2 separate regions of the Homo sapiens genome follow, and region 2 is linked to region 1. A link is a loop called in an ENCODE intact Hi-C map of the cell type or tissue named here. Cell type or tissue: psoas muscle. All regions are shown on one strand. Links, peaks and the distances in the headings refer to the core of each region. The heading gives the core; the rest is flanking DNA.

Region 1 (5,382 bases), core at 94-5,093:
CAAACTGAGTGCAGGATGGTGTCATGGTTTTTGGTATAATTAACAGGAAAAAAAAATAAAATGTGCAAAACTAGCTCAAGTGTGATTGTCTTTATCTGGGAACAAAAGAGACTGTCTGTGATTCTTTGCAACCTACTTTGGTTTAAATTAAGAACATTTGGCCAGGCGCAGTGGCTCACACCTGTAATCCCAGCACTTTGGGAGGCCAAGGCTGGTAGATCACCTGAGATCAGGAGTTCGAGACCAGCCTGGCCAACATGGTGAAACCCCATCTCTACTAAAAATACAAAAATTACCTGGGTATGGTGGCAGGTGCCTGTAATCCCAGCTACTAGCAGGGGCCGATGCAGGAGAATTGCTTGAACCCAGGAGGCGGAGGTTGCAGTGAGCCAAGATCATAGCACTGCACTCCAGCCAGGGCAACAGAATGAGACTCCGTCTCAAAATAAAATAAAACAAAATAAAATAAAATAAATTAAGAACATTTGTGGTAAATCACCTACATTTAAGTGTAGAGGTTGAATGCTAATATTTTTCACTTCTCTCCTTGGCAATGATTTTAAAAGCTAACTCCCCACATTAGTGAGGACACTAGGAAATTTGCCCTCTAATATGCCATTGGTAGGAATGTAAGTTGGCATAACGCTGGTAAGCAATTTGGCAGTGAATACCAAGTAGAAAATAGTCATGACCTTTGACTCAACAATTTTGCTTTTAAGAACTTGCATACAGCTGGGAACGGTGGCTCATTCTCATAATCCCAGTACTTTGGGAGGCTGAGGTGGGAAGACTGCTTGGGGCCAGGAGTTCGACACCAGCTGGAGCAACATGTTGAAATCCTGTCTCTACAAAAATAAAAACTGAAAAAAGTATCTGGGCATAGTGGCTTATGCCTGTAGTCTCAGCTACTTGAGAGGCTGAGGCAGAGGATTGCTTGAGTCCACGAAGTCGAGGATGCAGTGAGCTATGATCATGCCACTGCACTCCAGCCTGGGCAATATAGCAAGACCCTCTTTGGGAAAAAAAAAGGATTTGCTTATGAAAACAATCAGAGTTAGGGAAAAGAATTTTGATCACGGCATTATTTATAATTACAAAAAAACCTGAAGAACATTTAAGTACCCAACAAGAGGGAACTGGTTAACTACATTATGGTAAAAGCATAGGATGGAATAGTATAGGCTGCTGAAAATATTGTAAAATAAGATTTAATGGTATGAGAAGATGTTTATTATGTATTTTAAGAAAAAAGAATATCTACACATACACACACAAAAAAACACATAGGATCCATACAAATATCTTTTTTTTTTTTTTTTTTTTTTTTTGAGACGTAGTTTCTCTCTTGCCCAGGCTGGAGTGCAATGGCATGATCTTGGCTCACTCCAGCCTCTGCCTCCCGGGTTCACACAATTCTCCTGCCTCAGCCTCCCGATTAGTTGGGACTACAGGCGCCCGCCAACACGCCCGGCTAATTTTTTGTATTTTTAGTAGAGACGGGGTTTCACTGTGTTAGCCAGGGTAATCTCAATCTCCTGACCTCGTGATCCACCCGTCTTGGCCTGCCAAAGTGCTGGGATTACAGGCGTGAGCCACCACACCTGGCCAATTTTTTTTATTTTTAGTAGAGACAAGGTTTCACCATGTCGGCCAGGCTGGTCTCAAACTCCTGACCTCAGGTGATCCACCCGCCTCAGCCTCCCAAATTGCTGGGATTACAGGCATGAGCCACTGTGCCCAGCCACAAATATCATTTTTAAAGCTGTAAAGAGTATATAACAAAAATGCCACAACGATTCTCCCTGAATGGTAATATGATGAAGAGTATTTATTTCCTTCTCTGTATTTTTCTGTACTTTCTAAATATTCTACAATAAATATGTACTATTTTTGTAATTAAGAAAAAGTTATTTCTTTTTTTTTTAAGCCAGACTCTTCTCAGTTGATTGTCCAAATGGGATAAGGGCGTATATTTAAGAGAAAATACGCATCAGTGCTGCAATGTGTTCAGAGCACGCTTACTATTGCAGTTGTGCGCAAACCATTTGTCAAGCCTCAAGCACACCCTTGGCTCTGGAGCTCAGCACAGTTTCCTTTCTGTGAGTAACATTCTATCCAAAAAGGAGCGCCTCAGCAGGCTGTTCCTGAGCCACTAAACCTTCCAACACCCTGTGAGCATAGCAGAAAGGCCAATTCCCCACTGAACCGGCAGATGGTGAAACATCCCCTTGGCTCTTGTACATCCAGACATATTGGTGCAGACACAGCTGCAAAAAGGCAAGCAAGTTCTCCAAGGCCAGGCAAAATTAGTCCTTTCTCAAGGGAGTGCTCTGCTATGCCAGCTGGCATTTCCTGCCATGCTCCCAGCCTGTTTTGAGGGTGGATAATGGACAAAAATGGAGAGGGCTTAAACTGAAGGACTGAGTATCTCAACCAGTGCAGAGCTGGGCTTTGAACACCGTGAATACACTGTCAGGAAGTAACAGTCTTTCAGGAAGCAAAGAATTCCATATGACAGCAAAGTAGAAAGAGGCCTGGACTGTGAATTAGGAGCCCTGGGTGCTTGTTACATCTCACAGTCTCCCCTCTTTTCAGTTCCTTCTTCTATAAAATATTGGGGGTGGGCTAGGGAGTCAATAGATGAAATGAGCTATAAAAGTTGCTTCCAGCCTTCAAGACCTTATACTGATTAATAATGAAGTCATGCAATATAGATTTCAGTCAATAAAAATTTACTCAATACCTAGTATGTCTGGCAAGAAGGAGCCAGATAAATAAAACACTGTGGCCACCCACAGGACTCACTGTCCAAAGCATTGGAAAATTTCTTGGTTTCAATATGTATAATTATCCACTATACTATTTATTTAAGATAATGTTTTCCTCAAGATTGAATTTTCTCTGTTGCCAATAAAGTTAATTCCATTTTCGATGAACAATGTGTGTGCTGTATACTGGGAGACAGTATAGGTTTAGGTTAAAAGCATGAATTATAGACTCAGAAAGTCCCAGTTAAATCTGAGCTCCACCATTTCTTAACTGAGTGATCTTCAAAAAATTACTTAAATTCTCTCAGCTTCAGTTTCCTCATCTGTAAAATGGGAATAATAATGGTACTTACTTCTTGGGACTATTGTAGGAAATGAATGACCTGAGTCATTTACATTAAATGAAGTCTCAGTAAATCCCTATTATCTGTTGTTAATATAGGAAGTTTAAAATAATTTTAATATCAGTTTTTAAAAAGCACAAAATCTTGGAATGTTAGATTAAACAAGGGACCTTAGAAATAATCAGTTCCATTTCAATCCTTTGATCCTCCCATTTTACATAGGGAAGCCATGGACTGAAAGAGGCTGAGTAAGGCCCCAGGGACCCTTTCGAGCTTTTTTTTTTTTTTGGTATATTCTGTTAATTAGGAAATATATTGTGCTTTTCTGAGAAACTGAAAGTATACATGCTTGTACATACTTGCAAGTCATATAGAAATTATTTCAATCATTACTATTATTTTGAATTTTCTATCTGCTGCTTACTGAGATTTAACCGCCATTTCAAAGTTTTTCCAAGAATCTGGCATTTTGGCTAAATAGCCCAGTTGACCCTTGCCCCAGCTTCCCAAAATCCATTGTGATTGATCCAAATGGGCTCAGAATTTCCCTCCTTGTGCATAGATGCCACTTATCTGTTTTTCCATCTTGGTTTTTTTTTCTAGCTACTTTTGGCTATCAGAAAAAAATAATTTAAAGTTTGTACAAGCCAAGTTTGTTTCACTGCCTCCAATCAGACAAAGATACCTTTCCAGAAATCAAGACTGTGGATATACACCCGTGTCTGGAGGACAAGAAGAAGATAGAAGAAAATGGAACTCACAGGGATTAGAGAGAAAGGGAACTGACACTTATCCTGTGCTTTCTGTGTTCCCAAGGATTCACTTGGTCCTCACAACAACCCAGTGAATTAGTCATGACTCTCCCCGCTTCAGGTGAAAAAGCTGAGAGTCAGAGAGCAACTTGCATGATGCAGCATAGCCAGGAAATGGAGTGGGAACTTGAACCCAGGCCAGCCTATTTCCAAACTCTTTCCGGTAAGTGGGCCACACTCCTCCCATGGTCTTAATGTGATTCAATTGACAGAACGGCTTGGTGGAAAAAATGTAAAAATGAAAACAAATGGTTCCTATAAGATGGTGTAGTCACATATTTGGAGAAGAGAGATCCATTATGCAATTCACTAAAATGTGTTGAATGTCTACTAAGTGTTACCAAAGCACTGAATTTCACTCATTAAAGACTCATCCCAAGTATCGTAAGTCACGTTTCAGTCCTCCCTAATACGGTTTTCTTGTATTATGTATTATGACTCTTGAATGGTCAGAAATGAGAGTAAACTTAACAGATGAAGATGGAGACAGGATTATTATATACATGTTGTTTCTGTAAGAACTTTTCTCTAAATCTAATGTCTTTGTAATTGATCGATTCACTGTCCATGGCCTTTTTGAGAGTAAAGGTTTTGTGTTCTCTTTCACCTCCCTACCCTGGCTTTTTTTCAAAGCATTTTTCCAGCCCCACTTACAGTTTAGAACAGATGTAGATGCTGGCCTGCTCCCAGAATCTTGCTGCAAAATCATAACTTCACCATTCCCCATGGACTGAGTAGTGCCGAGGTAGAAAATGACTTCAATCCACAGCAGAATCTGTGTTGCTGCCAATCCAATTTAAGCCCAAAGGAGTCACTCCTATTTGTAGCAAGTTTTTTTCATTTCCAGTTTATGCCGAGAATATATAGCACATCATATTTTGATGATTTATAGAGTATATCTGAAGGCCTCTTTCTCCCCAACTGCCCCGACACTTTCATTTGTCAATTTTGCAGACTTGAAGTGCAGCAAAGGAGTAAAGTTTTCAGAAAATCTGAAGAAAACAATAGATCAAGAATATCAGCCAGGCATGGTGGCTCACGCCTGAAATCTCAGCACTTTGGGAGGCCAAGGTGGGTGGATCATGAGGTCAGGAATTCAAGAGCAGCCTGGCCAACATGGTGAAACCCCGTCTCTAGTAAAAATACAAAAATTTGCTGGGTGTGGTGGCGGGTGCCTGTAATCCCAGCTACTCAGGAGGCTGAGGCAGAGAATTGCTTGAACCTGGGAGGTAGAGGTTGCAGATCGTGACACTGCACTCTAGCCTGGGAGACACAGCAAGACTCCATCTCAAAAAAAAAAAAAAATATATATATATATATATATATATATATATATATATATATCCAGGCACAGTGGCTCATGCCTGTAATCCCAGCACTTTGGGAGGCCAAGGTGTGCAGATCACTTGAGGCCAGGAGTTTGAGACTAGCCTGCCCAACATGGTGAAACCCCATCCC
Region 2 (5,382 bases), core at 118-5,117, 150 kb after region 1:
CAGCGGACACCCTACCGGATCCAGAGGGATGGAAGTCAGTGGTGGGTCTGCGACGGCAGCAAACAGCAGTGGTGGACAATGAGTGAAAGCTCAGCTCGAGCAGTAACAAACAGACCAGAAGAGAGTGCAGTTGTAAGATTTAATAGAGTAGAAACAGAGCTCCCATACAAAGGTAGGGGACCCAAAGAGGGTAGCCATTGCCGGCTTGAATGCCTGGGTTTATATCCCAATTATTGTCCCTCCCACTGCGCTCTCAGGCAATAGATGATTGGCTATTTCTTTACCTCCTGTTTTTGCCTAATTAGCATTTTAGTGAGCTCTCTTTACTACCTGATTCGTCGGGTGTGAGTTTAGTTGCAAGCCTGATGTTTAAAGGTGGATGCGGTCACCTTCCCAGCTAGGCTTAGGGATTCTTAGTCAGCCTAGGAAATTCAGCTAGTCCTGTCAGTATGACAAGGACATGTCAAGGGCGGGCTAGAATCAAGGTCTCCAGTTTCCCAAACTAGTGTTCTTTTCCTACTATTTTATTGCCAGTGCTCAAGTGATCATCCCACCTCAGCCTCTGAGTAGCTGGGACTACTACACTCTGGTAGGTGGTGTGCACCCCTACACCTGGCTAATTTTTGTTTTTTGTATAGATGGGGTCTCTCTATGTTGCCCAGGCTGTTCTCTAACTCCTGGGCTCAGGCAATTCTCCTGCCTGGGCCTCCCAAGGTGCTGGGTTTACAGGCATGAGCCACTGTGCCCACCCAATAGTAGTATTTTTAAGAAGTATATTGTTTCCTTTATCAAGAAACATGTAAACAGTGGTGACCTGTGTTTTTATTTGACCATAGTTTCCACTAAAATGATTAGTTGTGGTATATGTATGGTCAGAATTGTTTGAGTGATTGTTTCTGGGAATTGTGTGTGTTAAAGTGAACTAAAGATAGCTTGATAATGACTCCCTATTTCTATATTTGAGTCCTTGTGGATGAACTGCAACCTAATTTAATAGGTAGACAAGATTGAAAACCTAAGTTTAACTAACAGGAGTATGCGCCTGTAACAATAGCTGAGTCTTGGCCAATCCCAGCAGCCATACTTCAACCATTCATACACTGCTGAGTGTTCAAACTGTTCAAATAAGGCAAATGCTAACCTGTAACCAATCCAGCTGTTTCTATACCTCCCTTCCTATTTCTGTACTGCACTTTACTTTTTTTGTCTATAAATTTGTTCTGACCATGAGGCATGCCTGGAGTCTCTCTGAATCTGCTGTGATTCTGGGGGCTGCCTGATTCGTGAATCATTCATTGCTCAATTAAACTCCTTTAAATGTAATTCAGCTGAATTTTTTCTTTTAACATGTGTATTCCATAAAGAAATGAAAAGAAGGCAAAACTATCATCATTTTGACATTTCTGAAGTTTTCTTAGCAATGGACTCATAAAATACAATATAGCCATTTTTAAGGGAAATTTGGAAAAATTTATATTTAGGAGAATTTAAAATTTTTCCTTACCATTTTAGGGAGGTTTGAATTTTTCCCCTGAAGTTTTGGTAATCTGAATCTATAAAACAAACATAATACATAGATTAACAAGGGAAAAGGATGTACAAATTTTATTGTGTGCATACGTGTGCACAGGAGTCATGACTATAAAAAAAACGCAAAGGCAAGATGGTTAACGCTTTTGTATCATCTTGATGTTACAGAGAGAATGGGGGGCTCAGATTGTGGCAAAGCAGGATATTGTGGAAAGACAGTTATGAGTGGGGGAGAAGAGGAGAAACCTGGGCAAAGGCAGTCTTGTTATGCAGATGAAACCTCACAGGTGGTAGCCCCACAGGGCCTCTGGTAAATGTTTCTGTCAGACCTTTAAAGTTTTAGAGCTGAGTTGATCTTTCCTAGATCCAGACAAGGGCGGGATTCAGAGAAAGCCTGTTTATATCTGTTGTTTACTTCACTTTATTTCCTCTGCAGATGCAAATCATCCTCACAAAAGACAGCTTTGCTGGCCGTTTGTAAGATGTTCAAAATACTTAATAAGTTTTGTGCCACCCTCTGGCTTGTTTTTTCATTCTTTTAAGAGTGTGTTTTGAAGAGGAGACATTTTTTATTCTGGAGAGGGCCCATTTAACAAATTATTCTTTCTAGATCATGGTTTTGTTGTTGTAGATAAGATGTCTTTGCCTAGCTGAGGGTTCTTCTTCTAGAAGTTGTATAATTCTTGATTTTATATTTGAATTTATGTTCTATTTCTTGTTAATTTTAGGGATAGTCAGTTTTTCCAACATTGTTTGTTGAAAAGACTGTCTTTTCTCTATTCAGTTTCCTTTCTACTATCTTGAAAATCAGTTGGTCATATATGTACGTGGGTCTGTTTCTGGTCTTTATTCCATTGATCTGTGTGTCCTTTCACCAGTACTACACTACCTTGATCACTACCTTGTGATAAGTCTTGAAATCACATAGTGAGAATTCTCCAACCTCATTTTTCATTTTCATAACTCTTTTGGCTGTTGTAATTTCTTTGCTTTTTCTTATACAAAGTAATTAATCATTGCTAGAAACATAAAAATACAGTTTATGTTTGTTTACTGACCCCATATATTGTGATTTTATTAAACTCACTGTTTATGTCCAGTTCATTTTAAAAAATAGATTCATTGGTGTTTTCTATATAGACAGTGATTTTTTCTTCTAAATAAAGACACTTATTTCTTCTTTTCAATCTCTATGACCTTTCTTTTTTTTTTTTTTTTTTTTTTGGCTGCCATTGCACTGCCTAGGACCTCCAATATCATGCTGAAAAGGAGTGTTGAGAGCAGATATTCTTGCCCTGTTTCTGATCTTACAGGGAAGGTATTCAGTCTTTCATCATTAAGTAGGAAATTAGCTGTAGTTTCTTTGTAGTTATCTGTTTTTAGGTTGAGAGTGTTTCCTTCAGTTCATAGTTTACTGAGAGTTGTTATAAACGGATGTTATATTTTTGTAAAGCTTTTTTCACATCTAATAACATCATCATATGGTTTTTCTTAGAACATTGCTTTAGTGAATTTTTTTTATTGGCTTTGAATATACTGAATTAGCCTTGTATTCCCAGGATAAATCCATTGCTGCATATATATATATATAGAGAGAGAGAGAGAGAGTGCATGCAAGAGAATGAGCATGCGAGAGAGTGAGCAAGCGTGTGTGCAAGATGTTTATATATTGCTGGATTTGATTTGCTAACATTTTGTCATGGATTTTTACATCTTTGTTCATTAGAAATACTCATCTGTCATTTTCTTGTTTGCTTTTTTTTTGTCTTGATATTAGAGCCTTATCAAATGAGTTGAAAAATATTTCTTCCTATTTGTTTTTCTGGAAGGATTTGTATATGATCAGTATTATTTCTTAAATATTTGATAGAATTTACCAGTAAAGCCATTTGGGCCTGGAGTTTTCCTTAAAAAAAAAAAAAAATTAGGAGAGTTTTTTTAGAGTTATGATTAAATTTTTCTTTAATGGATAGAGGAGTATATTTATTTCTTCTTCAGTGAGTTTTGATATTCTTTCTTTGCAAAACTTTGGCTATTTCTACAGAGTTGTTGGGCTTATATGCATAGAGTTAAATCTAAAATTTTCCCATTATTCTTTGTTTTTTGAGACAGAGTCTTGCTTTGTCATTTGTTAGAAATAAATTTTCGGTGCCACCAAAGAAATAGCACTCAAACATAAATTTTCTCAGCAAGGCAATTTTACTTCTATAGAAGGGTGTGTCTCGCGGATGGAGCAATGGCAAGAGTACACCTGAACAAAGGAGGGGAAGGGGTTCTTATCCCTGACGCAGGTAGCCTCTACTGCTGTGTCGTTCCCCTATTGGCTAGGGTTGGACCACACAATCTAAGCTAATTCCAACTGGCTATTTTAAACAGAGCAGGGATATGAGCCAGAGTGGCGGGGTGAGCAGTTTCGGCAGGAAAGACGGTTATGGAATAGGTGACTAAAGGTGACTCAGGTCAGAGTAGGTGACCAGGGGTGACTCAGGACGGAGCAGGTGACCAGGGGAACAGATGTGAACTACTGATTAGAACTGGCGGGAAGGTTGTTTACTGAAACTAGGGGCAAAGAGATGAAGAGAACAAGGAAGTTAAACTTGAAAATGGAGAACAAAGAACTGAACATACTGACATACTGATTCTTTGAAGAGAAACTTAGAACTCGCTGTGTTTAACACCCAGGCTGGAGTGCAGTGGCGCAATCTTGGCTCACTGCAACCTCTGTCTCCCAGGTTCAAGTGATTCTCCTGTCTCAGCCTCCCAAGTAGCTGGGATTACACCACCATGCCCAGCTAATTTTTTGTATTTTTAGTAGAGATGTGGTTTCACTATGTTGGCTGGGCTGGTCTCAATCTCCTGGCCTCAAGTGATCCACCTGCCTCAGCCTCCCAAAGTGCTGGGAGTACCAGCATGAGCCACTGCACCCAGCCTCTTATTATTCTTTCAATGTCTGTTAGATCTATAGTGCTGTACCATCTTTTATTCCTGATGTTTCAGTGTATGTATTTATGAATTATATTGATCTTTTCAAAGAGCCTGCGTTTGGCTGCATTGATTTTATTTTTCTGTTTTCAGTATCATTGATTCTGTTCTTATTACAGCACCCCTTTGTTTGCTTTGAGTTTAATTTACTGTTCTATTTTCTAAAGGTAAAAGTTTAGATAACTTTTTTGTTTAATATAATTTGTAATCATGTATTAAAATAAATTTCTCAAGGACTTCTTTAGCTCCGTTTTGTAAATTTTGATGCATTTTCATTGTCATTCAATCAAAATATTTTCTTTTTGTGTGTGTGAATTCCTCTTTGATCTGTGGGTTATTTAGAAGTGTTTTATTTTCTAAATATTTGAGCATTTTCTAGATATTTTCTGTTATTGATTTTTTGTTAATTTCACTGTGGCAAGATGATATATACTTTATATAAATTTCAGGGTTTTTTCTTTTTTTTTTCATACAAAGTTTCACTCTTGTCGCCCAGGCTGGAGTGCAATGGCACAATCTCAGCTCACTGCAACCTCCGCCTCTTGGGTTCAAGCAATTCTCCTGCCTCAGCCTCTCAAGTAGCTGAGATTGCAGATGTGCTCCCCCATGCCCAGCTAATTTTTTTTGTATTATTAGTAGGGACGGGGTTTCACCATGTTGGCCAGGCTAGTCTCAAACTCCTGACCTCAGGTGATCCACCCACCTCGCCCTCCCAAAGTGCTGGGATTATAGGCGTGAGCCACGGCACCCGGCCAGTTTTTTCTTTTTTAAAATATGTTGAGGTTGGTTTCATGGCCCAGAATATGGTCTGTCTTAGAGAATGTTCCATGTATACTTGAAGACAATGTATTGCTCTTGTATAGAGTGTTC

What was found. Peaks named below come from ENCODE experiments on the same cell type or tissue, not always from the same donor. Only the 100,000 strongest peaks of a DNase experiment are listed, where the experiment ranks them.
Region 2: a loop joins it to region 1, with 2.4 times the contacts of the local background. A loop is called at or near these places in 25 of 110 quality-filtered maps.

The regions. Positions count from the first base shown.
Region 1 is chr9:71,810,377-71,815,758 of GRCh38, forward strand. No RefSeq gene overlaps it. Among named protein-coding and RNA genes, the nearest start is that of CEMIP2, 45 kb to the left of the region's middle. In psoas muscle, for the core only: no CTCF peak of the experiment used is centred there; a DNase peak (open chromatin) is centred at 2,275.
Region 2 is chr9:71,964,982-71,970,363 of GRCh38, forward strand. The region is part of intron 2 of C9orf85 (chromosome 9 open reading frame 85); the gene reads left to right. Among named protein-coding and RNA genes, the nearest start is that of C9orf85, 56 kb to the left of the region's middle. RefSeq lists an enhancer at 1-274. In psoas muscle, for the core only: no CTCF peak of the experiment used is centred there; no DNase peak of the experiment used is centred there.